2 separate regions of the Homo sapiens genome follow, and region 2 is linked to region 1. The links are chromatin contacts, found by Hi-C or POLR2A ChIA-PET in ENCODE. All regions are on one chromosome and are shown on one strand. Each heading gives the region's core, a stretch centred on a gene start or an enhancer-like site at or near the end of the contact. The rest is flanking DNA. Distances are from core to core; before and after follow the strand shown.

The links. Hi-C counts contacts between places; a loop is a spot of excess contacts on that map. ChIA-PET counts read pairs that join two places held with the same protein, here RNA polymerase II (POLR2A).
Region 2: a map of HAP-1 shows a loop between it and region 1 (7-fold over the local background). The contact joins two enhancer-like sites. A Hi-C loop is called at or near these places in 1 of 168 maps with a recorded cell type or tissue (HAP-1). POLR2A ChIA-PET finds 5 or more read pairs at or near these places in 1 of 52 experiments (WTC11).

Annotation. Positions count from the first base shown.
Region 1 is chr15:69,439,523-69,445,450 of GRCh38, forward strand. KIF23 (kinesin family member 23) reads left to right here. Exons shown (of 24, transcript NM_001367805.3): 17 at 382-555; 18 at 786-965; 19 at 1,246-1,557; 20 at 5,268-5,519. Among named protein-coding and RNA genes, the nearest start is that of RPLP1, 10 kb to the right of the region's middle. Within about 2 kb of position 3,674, at least 2 of the 41 ENCODE cell types and tissues checked have a DNase peak (open chromatin) inside an H3K27ac peak, as active enhancers do.
Region 2 is chr15:72,199,262-72,205,621 of GRCh38, forward strand. It overlaps PKM (pyruvate kinase M1/2), which reads right to left. Exons shown (of 11, transcript NM_002654.6): 9 at 3,193-3,359; 10 at 1,213-1,394; 11 at 1-495. The coding sequence ends at 389. Among named protein-coding and RNA genes, the nearest start is that of GRAMD2A, 4.7 kb to the left of the region's middle. Within about 2 kb of position 4,295, at least 11 of the 41 ENCODE cell types and tissues checked have a DNase peak (open chromatin) inside an H3K27ac peak, as active enhancers do.

The DNA of each region.
Region 1 (5,928 bases), core at 2,424-4,923:
TATGTCTGTTCTCTCATTTACAGAGGGTCATTTAGAGGTTTGGTGGGGGTACACATTCATAAGAGAAGTTAGTCTCAACCAATATAGTTTTTTTAAATTCTGAAAATAGCCTAAAAACTAAATTTTAGCCCTTAATTTTAGGAGAAAGTAATTTTCACATGAAGTTAGTTGTAAATGTCTTTGGGTGAGGAGCTTGTTTAACATGTTTTCATTTCTGAGAATGGGGGTGGGAATTCAGATGAAATGTTAGAGAAAAAAGTGCTTTCTCCATGATGTTTCTTTCCACAAATATGCTTGCATAAGCAAATTAAGGAAGACTATTTTATAGCGACATGAAATGTTTATATACCAAATATTGAACATAGTGGTCTACCTTCCTAGATTGAGATTTTAGAGAAAACAACTACTATCTATGAGGAAGATAAACGCAATTTGCAACAGGAACTTGAAACTCAGAACCAGAAACTTCAGCGACAGTTTTCTGACAAACGCAGATTAGAAGCCAGGTTGCAAGGCATGGTGACAGAAACGACAATGAAGTGGGAGAAAGAATGTGTGAGTATCGTTTGGGTAGTGCTTGTCTCAGAGTCGGATGATTTATTTTACATTGTAGTTAGGTTCGATATTTTGAATTATTGTATTTGCGGTAGGGTTTTGGTGGTGGTTGTTAACTCTCAGGAAGAATTGGAGAACTGTCATTTTTAGGAAATAAAGAGATTGGGTAATCTGGTGTACTCGTTTGCTGTGATGGAATGATAATATACATTGCCACTGATAATCTGTAGGAGCGTAGAGTGGCAGCCAAACAGCTGGAGATGCAGAATAAACTCTGGGTTAAAGATGAAAAGCTGAAACAACTGAAGGCTATTGTTACCGAACCTAAAACTGAGAAGCCAGAGAGACCCTCTCGGGAGCGAGATCGAGAAAAAGTTACTCAAAGATCTGTTTCTCCATCACCTGTGCCTGTAAGTTATTTGTAATTGTGTAGTAACTTTGTACTAGAGAAATTTTGTTCAGATTAGATGACTATTTCTATGAGGATTTTTACATTTTATAATACTTACATTTCTGAAATTTCTCTAAAAATATTTTAAAATTTAGAATAAACACAAATTTAGCACAAAAAAATAGAACAAATAATTATTTGTAATGTTAAGTCTTCATGTGCTAACATTATAGAAAAGTAATGAATTGTTTCTCTCAGTTTTTCAGTCTTGCTCATTAATTTTTCTCCAATTTTTCTAGCTTTCTAGTAACTATATTGCTCAGATTTCCAACGGCCAGCAACTCATGAGCCAGCCACAGCTACATAGGCGCTCTAACTCTTGCAGCAGCATTTCTGTAGCTTCCTGTATTTCGGAATGGGAGCAGAAAATTCCTACGTACAACACACCTCTCAAAGTCACATCTATTGCAAGGCGTAGGCAGCAGGAGCCAGGACAAAGCAAAACTTGTATCGTGTCAGACAGAAGGCGAGGGATGTACTGGACTGAAGGCAGGGAGGTGGTTCCTACATTCAGAAATGAGATAGAAATAGAAGAGGATCATTGCGGCAGGGTTAGTGCCAGTATTATTTTAACGCATTGTAGCAATAGATTTTATCTTCTTTGTTTTTTGTAACTTGTGTCTGAAAGTTCATTGGAAAAATGGTTGGGCTATAGTATAAAGAAGGTCTAATTTCTCAGTTAATTTGAAAGATTGACTTACGGAAATTGAGGCCTGGCTCCTCATCTGAAAAAGCCTAAACACATCTGGCAGCGGAAGTGTGTTCAGTGAACACAGGTCAGTTTGGTGCATCCCAGAGTAGTCTGAGCTTTTCAGCTGCATACGCTAATAAGCTTTGCACAGAATTGGTGAATGTGTCTTAAAGCATACTTTCCATATTTTTCTTTTGGTTCCCCTTCCCCAAATTAGATTTTTTATACCTCCTTTCATGCCCTAGTTTTAAAAATTGTTTTCCCAAATTTTTATTTTGAAAAATTTCAGACCCAAAGCAAAGTAGAAAGAATAGTATGGTAATGTCTTTCCCTCCTTGCCTAAGTTTACCAATTGTTACTTGATATAGATATGTAAACCTTTTTCCCCTAAGCCTTGTGAAAGGAAATCACAGACTTAGAGACACTTAATCTCTAAGAATAAGGACATTGTACTACCTAGCCACAATCTTTATCACATCCAAGAAAATCAACATTAATTAATTATCCTCTATTGAGACATTGTGCAGTTGTCCCAAAATTGGATTGGCTTTTCTTTTTTTTTTTTTAAAGACAGAGTCTCACTCTGTCACCCAGGATGGAGTGCAGTGGCATGATTATGGCTCACTGCAGCCTCAGTCTTCCTGAGCTGAAGTGATCCTCTCACCTCAGCCTCCCAAGTAGCTGAGATTACGGGCAGGCCACCATGCTAATTTTTTATTTTCAGTAGAGACAAGGTCTCACCATGTTGCCCAGGCTGGTATTGAACTCTTGAACTCCAGCAATCCTCCTGCCTTGGCCTCCAAAGGTGCTGAGATTACAGGCAAGCCACTGCACCAGCCAGCTTTTTTTTCAATCCATGATACTATGAAAGTGTATGCATTGCATATCATGATTATGTCTTTCATCTCTTTTAATATAAAATAGTCTCACCCTGTCCCCCTACTTTTTTTATTTTTATGACATTGACTATTTTCATTGAAGAGTTTAGGCCAGTTATTTTAAAATTACTGATTTCCATGCCCAATAAATTGCTTTTAATCTTGAGGCATTTATCTCAATTTACATTTGCCTCATTCAAGGGTATTTAAATAAATTCACTTTCATATTTTTCTTCTTAAAGATTAAGGTAAAGTTTCTTTTGAATCTGAATAAATGGACCAAGTTAATGTTTGCGAATTTTATATTTAGTAAAATCTTCACAAAGCTCTCTTAGAATATTTCTTCTAAATCTTACAGTAAACATTTACTTTAGATTTTCTTATATAAGTCAGGGTATAGATGAATGTTCATTTATGTGGCCTGAATTCCTGATTATTAAGGGATGGTGATGAATCCCAAGTTATTTACCAGGGAAACAGATGATTCTAAAGTCTCTTAAGTTCTTTACTTTGCAGATTTTTCCTTAAACATTTTTAGACAGCAAATTAGGTAAATGGTCATTCTGACCAACTCTAGTCAGTCATTTTATGAAAGTTTATAGGCTGAAAACTATTCAAGGCTTGCGTATGCCTTGCAAACCGTAATGAGATATCTAATTTGGCTATGAGATATTTAAGGGAATTTACTAGAGATTCTTACGTGAAATCAAAATCTCTTTAGAAGTGCAGCAGAAAAGTTACTGTAAGGTTAGTATCTGTGCATCTAAGTTTGTTGGTCAAAAATTATGTCAGGTGGACTGAATTTATACTTCAGTGAGGAAAAAATTTAAATATTTGTTTCATAAATGCTAGTAGATTGTATGGATTATCATCTTTCTGAAGTGTGTTTCATCATATGCTTATTGTTAAATGTTTGAAGAAAACCTTTGTTTTTGCTAAATGGTAGATGATAAGGACCAGACTTTCTTTCGTGTTCAACATTAAATAAATCATTGTAGGAATGGAAAGTTCCTGTTTGTCTTGAGGCTCAGCATCTTTAGTGGCAAACTGTATTGCCCATGTCTTAGAGCTGTCACTAGTGCTGCATTTGTTTCTTGTTAACTATATAGCGAAAATGATTCAGTTCCTCAGATGTGCATTTTGAAATTGAGGTCTTCATACTTGACTAGCTTTGACAGATTTGGCCTGTGATAGACTTTTTCCATTTGCTTTCAGTTTTGTTTTTTGGGTTTTTTTTTTTTTTTTTTTTTTTTTTTTTTGAGATGAGGTCTTGATCTGTTGCCCAGGCTGGAGTGCAGTGGTGTCATCTAGGCTCACTGCAGCCTTGACCTTCCAGGCTCAAGTGATCGTTCTACCTCAGCCTCCTGAGTAGCTGGGACCACAGGCATGTGCTATCGCACCTGGCTAATTTTTAAATTTTTTGTAAAGATGGGGTCTTCTTACATTGCCTAAGCTGGTCTCGGGTGATCCTTCTCCCACCTCAGCCTCACAAATGTTGGGATAACAGGTATGAGCCACTGCACCCAGCCCTGCTTTCAGTTTTACAAACAGGAGATGTTCATAAAATTCTAAAGATAATTCATTGCTTCAAACTATAACTATGGCATATATGTGACATATTATTTTCTTAGGCTGAATGTGCTTAATTTAGCATTCCCAGGTTTACATGACATTTGACTGGAAGCAACTTGTTTGTTTTTGAGGCAGGGTCTCATTCTATTGCCCAGGCTGGAGTGCAGTGGTGCGATCTTGGCTCACTGCAATTTCCACCTCCTGGGCTCAAGCAATCCTCCCACCTCAACCTCCTGAGTAGCTGGGACTACAGGCACGTGTCACCAAGCCCAGCTAATATATATATATATATTTTTGTTTGTTTTGTTTTGTTTTGTTTTTGTTGAGTCTGGGTTTCACCATGTTGCCTAGGCTGAACTTGAACTTCTGAGTTCAAGTGATTCCTCCACCTCGGCCTTCCAAAGTGCTGATTACAGGCATGTACCACCATGCCTGGCCTAGCAACTAGTCTTTTATTGTGTGATAGAGACTGATTTGACACTGTATTATTTATTTGTTTCTTGGAACCTGTATGAAATGTTTGGGGGAAAAATTAGTTGGTATATTGTAGCCATTACTGTATTTGAACTTTTCATGAAGTTCTATTATGAGATTTTAAAATCTTAACTGAAAGCACTCAGAAGTATTTCACATTTCTTTAATCATTTTATTCATATGGTTCTTATTATACCTATGTTCTTAGGATTGTTTTCTGTTTTGTTTAGAAGCCTAGAAAATGTGTAGGGCTTTCATTGATCTTATTGAAGATTTTAACAGAGTTGTGGACATAATAGATTACCTCTCAATAGCAGGGATAAATATTGGTTTTTGATCAAGAATATGAAATGAGTTGTTTGTCCTGAACCACCCCCAAGCAGGAAAGACTTGCAGCATTACCAGAATTTTTTCTTTTATCCTTTATTGAAAGGGAAACTCCCAGATAGAATGTGTAACATACAAGTTGGTGTTAAAGATGTTTGTTGGTTTTGTGTTTAAATGCAAAGATCATGTTTAAATTACTTGAATAAAATATTTAGCTTTGGAAAGGTTTGCTATGATACTGTCATCAACTAATGTAGCCAAACCTGCTGCACTTCTAATAATACCCTTAAATTAATTCTGGGTTATGCTTGTTTCTCAGTTACTCTTTCAACCTGATCAGAACGCACCACCAATTCGTCTCCGACACAGACGATCACGCTCTGCAGGAGACAGATGGGTAGATCATAAGCCCGCCTCTAACATGCAAACTGAAACAGTCATGCAGCCACATGTCCCTCATGCCATCACAGTATCTGTTGCAAATGAAAAGGCACTAGCTAAGTGTGAGAAGTACATGCTGACCCACCAGGAACTAGCCTCCGATGGGGAGATTGAAACTAAACTAATTAAGGTAAAAAACTAATTTTCACAGGAGAAAAAAATATATTTAAAAATTCAACAAAAGTCCATTTGTCCTGCTACTCCTTTGGTGACACACAGGTAGTGTCAACTGGAACATCAGTAGGTATTTGATATAACCTTTTTGTTAGCAGAAAATTAGTCACTGCTTAGGTTTTAAGTCTGCCAAACTGGGACTAAGTATGCTTTAAATAGGTATAGATTCTTCGGTTTCTTAGAATTCTAGATCCATGATGTACTTTAATTTTTTAATGACTGTATATTTAGTTTTAACCACTACTTAAAGTAATCTAAGCAAAGAATTCCTATTGCTCTCCATCAGTTCAAGATAAAAAAACAAAAACAAAACAAAACGAAACCTATGTTAAAATTTGACCCGTCAAAATTACTCAGTATTGAGC
Region 2 (6,360 bases), core at 3,045-5,544, 2.8 Mb after region 1:
TAACTCTTGCTGGCTGTTTCTTGACCCCAAGCCAGGGTTGGGAGTCCTCTGGGCATCCATTTTTTCTAAAGGAACTGGACAGAGTACACACAGGAAAGGAAGCTGTCACCCTCTTGCCATCTGGCTCCAGGGGCCTCCAGTCCAGCATTCCTCCTTCTTCCCTTGATTGGGTGGGGCCACATGATGGGCAGCCAGGCTCTGGGCTGTCCCACTAGAGCAGGCTGCAAACACAGCCATGTTTCAGTGAGGCGTTGATCTTCTTCCCTGGTGTCCCAACCTACCAGTGCCACGTTACAGCCCAGAGTGAGTTCTACAAGCGTTGCTGGCCTAATGGATGGGCTGGGGGAAGGGGGTGGGACAGGGGCTGGAGGAGGGGCTCTGGGGTCCATCACGGCACAGGAACAACACGCATGGTGTTGGTGAAGCCGGAGCCAGGGCGCCATCCGGTCAGCACAATGACCACATCTCCCTTCTTGAAGAAGCCTCGGGCCTTGCCTGGAGGAAGAGAAGGGAGGTTGGTGAGTAAAAGCCAAGCCAGGCAGGTTTGCACCTGGGCAGCTGCCCCATAGCCTGAGTACTGAACTAGGCTGGCTGACCACTACTTCCTCACACCACAAGGTGGCACCAAACTCACAGCCCAGGCAAACAGGAGGAAGGCCCTGAAATGTCCTTATCACTCAGATGGCAGGGTTGGCAGGGACCTTTGGACATCATTCACTATCCTGGAGAGGGTGCAAAGCCTTGCCCAGGGTCAGAGCTAGCTGCTTCCTGTCATCTGATGATACCCTACCTTATACAGGGACAATGGCCACATCAGTACGTAATCTGTGTATGCCACCCCACAGCACAGGAGCTGTGGCCAATTTTATTTAAAAAAAAAACAAAAAACAAAAAAAACTCTCAGTAATGAGCAGATGCCAAAAAATGGACAATTTTGCTTTGAGCCCCAGACTAGAAGAGAAGAGGAACTGAATTGCTCAGCCCTACAACTCAAAGGACCCTTTTCCCTCCTGGCTCAGCTTAGGACTTCGGAGAATGAGAGATTCAGAATGAACATTCCCAATAAGGGAGAGGAACAGTCGCTGGGCCTTTTGCCCCACTAAGGTCTGTGTGTTCCCCTTTCTATTCCCCAAACTTTCGGGGTCCCACAGAAGCCAATGCTCAAGCATCCCCAAGCTCCTCTAGGCTCTAGCCCCTGCTCCAGCCACGTACCAACATTCATGGCAAAGTTCACCCGGAGGTCCACGTCCTCAGCCCAGGCCTCCTGGACTGGGTCCTTGCACAGCACAGGGAAGATGCCACGGTACAGGTGGGCCTGACGAGCTGTCTGGGGATTCCGGGTCACAGCAATGATGGGGGCACGTGGGCGGTATCTGGCCACCTGGTGAGCAGACCTGAGATGGGATGGGGGACATACAGAAGAGACCATTACACGAGGCCCCAGGAAGTACCCTCAGGGCGTTCAAACAGCTCACCCTCTCATCCAGCTCACTGAGGGCTCTGGCCTCTTCAACATCTGCTCCCTAGGACCCCTCCCGAGGCTCGGGCAGCCCCTCATCCTATATCCCCCACAGCATGCTAGGTTACCATTTGCCCTCTACCCCCATTCCACAGGCCAAGGGCTCAGGATCACCTTGACCCAGCAAGATCAGCCTCACCCACTTACCCCACACAGCCCATGGTTGGCAGAACCCCTCCTACACCCTGAACTCTGACACAGAGAGGCAGCCCTGGCCCAATGTCACCAGCACCCATTCCTCTCGCTGCCAATGACAGTGACAAGCCAAGCAGCACGTGACTAGCACCTGACTCTTGACATCTGCAAGGAGCAGTAGCAGAGCTGACCAGCCCCCTGGGAATCAACATCAGGCTTCTCTACTTTTGTGCCCTCTCCCTGCCCCACATGGCCCCTAGCTCCTGAAACAGTCCCAGCAACTGGGCTATAAAGGCCCAGAATCAAATCTGAGTATCTAGATGAGGCTTAGAAATCTAGGTGCTACTCAGCAGGCAAGAACAGGAAATGGGAGTGTTGCTGCAGGAGCAGCTCTGCCTGCCAAAGCTCCTTTGGAAGGCAGGGGACCCTTCTAAAGCCCCTCTGCCAGGCACTTTCTTGAACACTGACACTGCACACTTGTAGCTGCAGCTGTGTCTCAGGAGCTGGGGAGGGGCACCAGAAGGGAAGTTATGAGGACACTCAACAGGTGTCAGGGAAACTTAAGCCACATCACAGCAGAGAAGTCCCTGCACTTCACGCTTGGCCTCTATGCAAGGCCTTCAGAGGGAAGCAATTGCTGAAGCCAGGACCAGCTGAGTGAAACCCCAGAAGACTAGAGCTTAAAATAGCCAAACAGCAAGAACTGGACCTTTTAAGAAAGGTCAACCCTACGGGTTGGAGCTGTTCAGCCAAGAGTGGGAGGCTGGAGCCCTCTGCTGAGGGCATCTGCACAGAGCTTGTGTCCTGGTTCTCTGGGCTGCCCACGCCCATCTGCTGCTCCTCAGTGCATGGGCACTGCCTGTTTGCTCCCCTCTTCCAGGAAACCCTTGCTGCCCTGTGGACAGGGACAAGGAGCATACTCCCTAACTAGGAGAGTGAAGGACATTAACTCAATGTCCTGGGCCAAGGAAGGGATCCCAAGTTGGAGGCCCAGCATAGGCCACACAGTCCTCAGCCTGGCTGCCAGGCCCCACAGAATGTCAGCCAAGATAGCACAGCAACCTCTCCTGAGCTGGAACCCAATTTGTCTTTAGGGCTCAAAAACAGCAGGGACTAGTGTGCCAAATGGAGGCACAGTAAACAGCATTTAAATAAATTCATTTCCCAACTGAAATTTTTAAAGAGCACATAGTAACTGGAATAAGCAAAAGTGGTTATCTTTTACAATTTTAGAGGACTAAATTTTCAATATCAAATAACCATTTGTAGTCAGCCTGTGCACTGTTATGTAATAAATCTCCAGCATAAATTTGCTTTTGATCCAAATGTTCTGACATTCCTTATGAGTGCTACCTAGAGTCCTTTGGGCCCAGGGAAGGGGCTCTGCTCAATCCTTCCCTGCAGGCCCAAGGTGGCAGGCAGAGGGGTCTTACCTTGGCTCAGTGCCACCTGAGCATTGTTCAATGGACTGCTCCCAGGACCCCCAAGGTGAGGTACCACTGAGCAGGGCATTCCAGGGAGCCGCTGCCGCCTCCTACCTGCCAGACTTGGTGAGGACGATTATGGCCCCACTGCAGCACTTGAAGGAGGCCTCCACGGCACCCACGGCGGTGGCTTCTGTGGGGTCGCTGGTAATGGGCGCCAGGCGGCGGAGTTCCTCAAATAATTGCAAGTGGTAGATGGCAGCCTCTGCCTCACGGGCAATCTAGGGGAGCAACATCCGTCCAGAGGGACGAGAGGGGGACAGAGCTTTGTCAGAGCTTTGTCACAAAAGGAGAGGGAGGGGAAGAGTCACCGGACAGCTGGTGAGGAACATGTTCCTGGGAACAAAGGCCAAGAGGAGCCCAATCACTGGAGATTCTGAGCTGAGCCAAGATCAAGACTCCACAGAAACCAGTCCTTCACCAAGTGCCTGTGACATCTACTGTGCCTACTGAGCCACAGGACCCTTTGGTCCTGCCCTGCCATGACCTCCCTGGCGGTGTTCCTACAGACGAGAAGAGGCTCTGTGCCCAGATGCCAGGTTGGGCCTGGCTGTCTTCTCCTAGAGCAGGTGGAGCAAGAGGCTGGTTATCCTAACAGTGTTACCTGCCCTTAGGGCCCTACCTGCCAGACTCCGTCAGAACTATCAAAGCTGCTGCTAAACACTTATAAGAAGCCTCCACGCTGCCCATGGCCATGGCTTCCATGAGGTCTGTGGAGTGACTTGAGGCTCGCACAAGTTCTTCAAACAGCTTGCGGTGGAACATGGCTGCCTCAGCCTCACGAGCTATCTGTAAGGTTTAGGGGAAGAGGGGGCAAGGAAGAGGGAAGGAGGAGGAAAAAAACGAGACACAACACATGGGAAGACAGAATGGGGAATTTATCAGAGAGGAAGGTAACCTTAGGTTAATTGGCTAAATCTGTCCTTCAGGCAGATGCAGAGGTAGGGTGATGAAAGTCCAACTGCTTCAGGAGGTGCTGCCACTTCCCCTCCAATACAGGGGAAATTGGCTCTTCCCTTCTGGAAGGATTTTTTCATTGGGGGTGGAGGGAGACAATCTGGCAGTAGGCTCTAGCACCCTGGCATGAAAACATGCCCAGGCTGGGCCCAGGCCACTCCCTGGCAGAGGACTTGACCACGCTGCCTCATGACATAGCTTACAGGAAGGAACAGGCCCTCCCTCCTCACATGGCTGGTTGATTAGGCAGGCTCCTGCCCAGCCTCCATGCATGCATGGAGTGAGCGCTCACTTGGCTTCAGGCACGGGGATGCACTGAGCCTTTCCAATGGCCTGCCATGGCAACAGATTGAGCAGCGCTGGAAAGCTGGGATCAAAGCCAAAGCAAGGCAGCTCAACTGAGTTTGAAGCAGGAGAACAGAAAACGTGGGCTAACTTGTGAGAGGCACACTGAACAGCCATGTGAAGAGACAGATGCCTGTGGAAGCATGCAGATATATTTAATAAGACACTTGATTAAAATCTAATAATTAAAACAGTCATGAGAAAGCCACTGAGTTATTTATAGATCACTTGCTCAGATAAGACCAAGAATCAGAAAGACAATGTAAGCTTTAGAGGATTATAATGCAATCACCAGCATCTCAGTAAATGATGGGTGAGGGAAGAATCGGTAATACCCCCTCATCAATTTCACAGTAGAAGCAGATGTGTGGCAGGATGTACTAGGTTAAAGGTATTCTTTCTGTAAGAACGGAATGCATGCAGCCCAGAGGACAGGGGACATGAACAGGAAACAGAGCCATACCTGGTACTGCTCTTAGTTATGGGTCATAAACTGCATCAGTTAGACACAGGAGAAAGCAGTGAACAGTTAATGGAAGGAACTGTTGGCCAGTGTTAACTGGTGACACAGAAAGGAAAGGTCTAGCCACCTGGAGGGGCAGCTACAGCCTAGCCCAGACCTGTAACTTATCTTCTGAGCAGTGCCATGCAATCCAAACCTTGCAGCCCTAAAGTATCTATCTGTTCATAGGAAACACCAGGGTATGGAAGAAAGGATATGGAATTTAGACCCTGAGCCTGAATCTTAGTCTCTGACCCCACTGACAGGCTCCAAATGGAGACCTGTTCTCATCTCCTGCTAGACAGAGCATGATGTTGCAGGAGAGAAGACTGGCTTTGGAGGCAGTAGACCTAGATTCAAACCCAGGCTTTATTGGCCATATAACCCTCATCTATAAATGGAGGTAATGGGAGTTAGGAAGATTACATCCATGTACACAGAGACTTATCAGACACTTAATAATAACAGCAATGAATATTTAATGCTAAGGCTATAATTAAACATATCTAATCCATTTTACAGATGAGGTCTTAAGAGGTTAAATGACTTGCCCAAAGACACATTCAAGTCCCCACATTCTATGCAGTGATTTCATGGTTCAGTATATCTAAGTCAAGATCAGCCTCTGTTCCTCCTTTGAGACCATGAAGTCACACGATTAAGTAGGGAAATTAGAGAGAGGGGATGTGTGGAGAGACCCAGAAAGGCAGCCACTTTAGTGGTGACTGGTTCAAGGTGCACCGTCTCCTGGGACACCTTCCTACCATGGTGGCAATTGTGAGACTGCGCCAAGAGTATCTAAGCATCAGAACAGCAATCACATCACACGAATGGTGAGGTGTCAGCCAGGCCCAGTCTACATTAAGTGGGCCTGGGAGAGAAATCACTCTCTACCGATTTTTTTGTTTTTTTTTTTATGTTTGTTTGGTTTCTTTTTTGAGACAGGGTGTCACTTTGTCACCTAGGCTGGTACCATCTTGGCTCACTGCAACCTCAACCTCCTGGGTTCAAGCGATCCTGCTGCCCCAGCATCACCCCCTCTCCAAGTAGCTGGGACTACAGAAGTGCATCACCATGCCCAGCTAGCTAACTTGAATTTTTAGTAGAGACAGGGTTTCACCAGGTTGCCCAGGCTGGTCTTCTGAGCTCAAGCAATCCACCTACCTTGGCCTCCCAAAGTACTGAGATTACAGGTGTGAGCCACCATCCCTGGCCTCTACCAATTTAAATATGGGGAAACCCACTAAGGATGCTGATGACAGACAGTCCGGAAAATATCCTTAGTCAAGTGTGAACTCAGTTCGCTACTGAAAGAGCATTTAATAGAAATGACATCTCTTCTCTGAAAGCTGTTTAAGCCCAGTAACAGGATACATAGTGAAAAAGGAAAGGAAGATGCCCAGACCAGATGGGTGTTT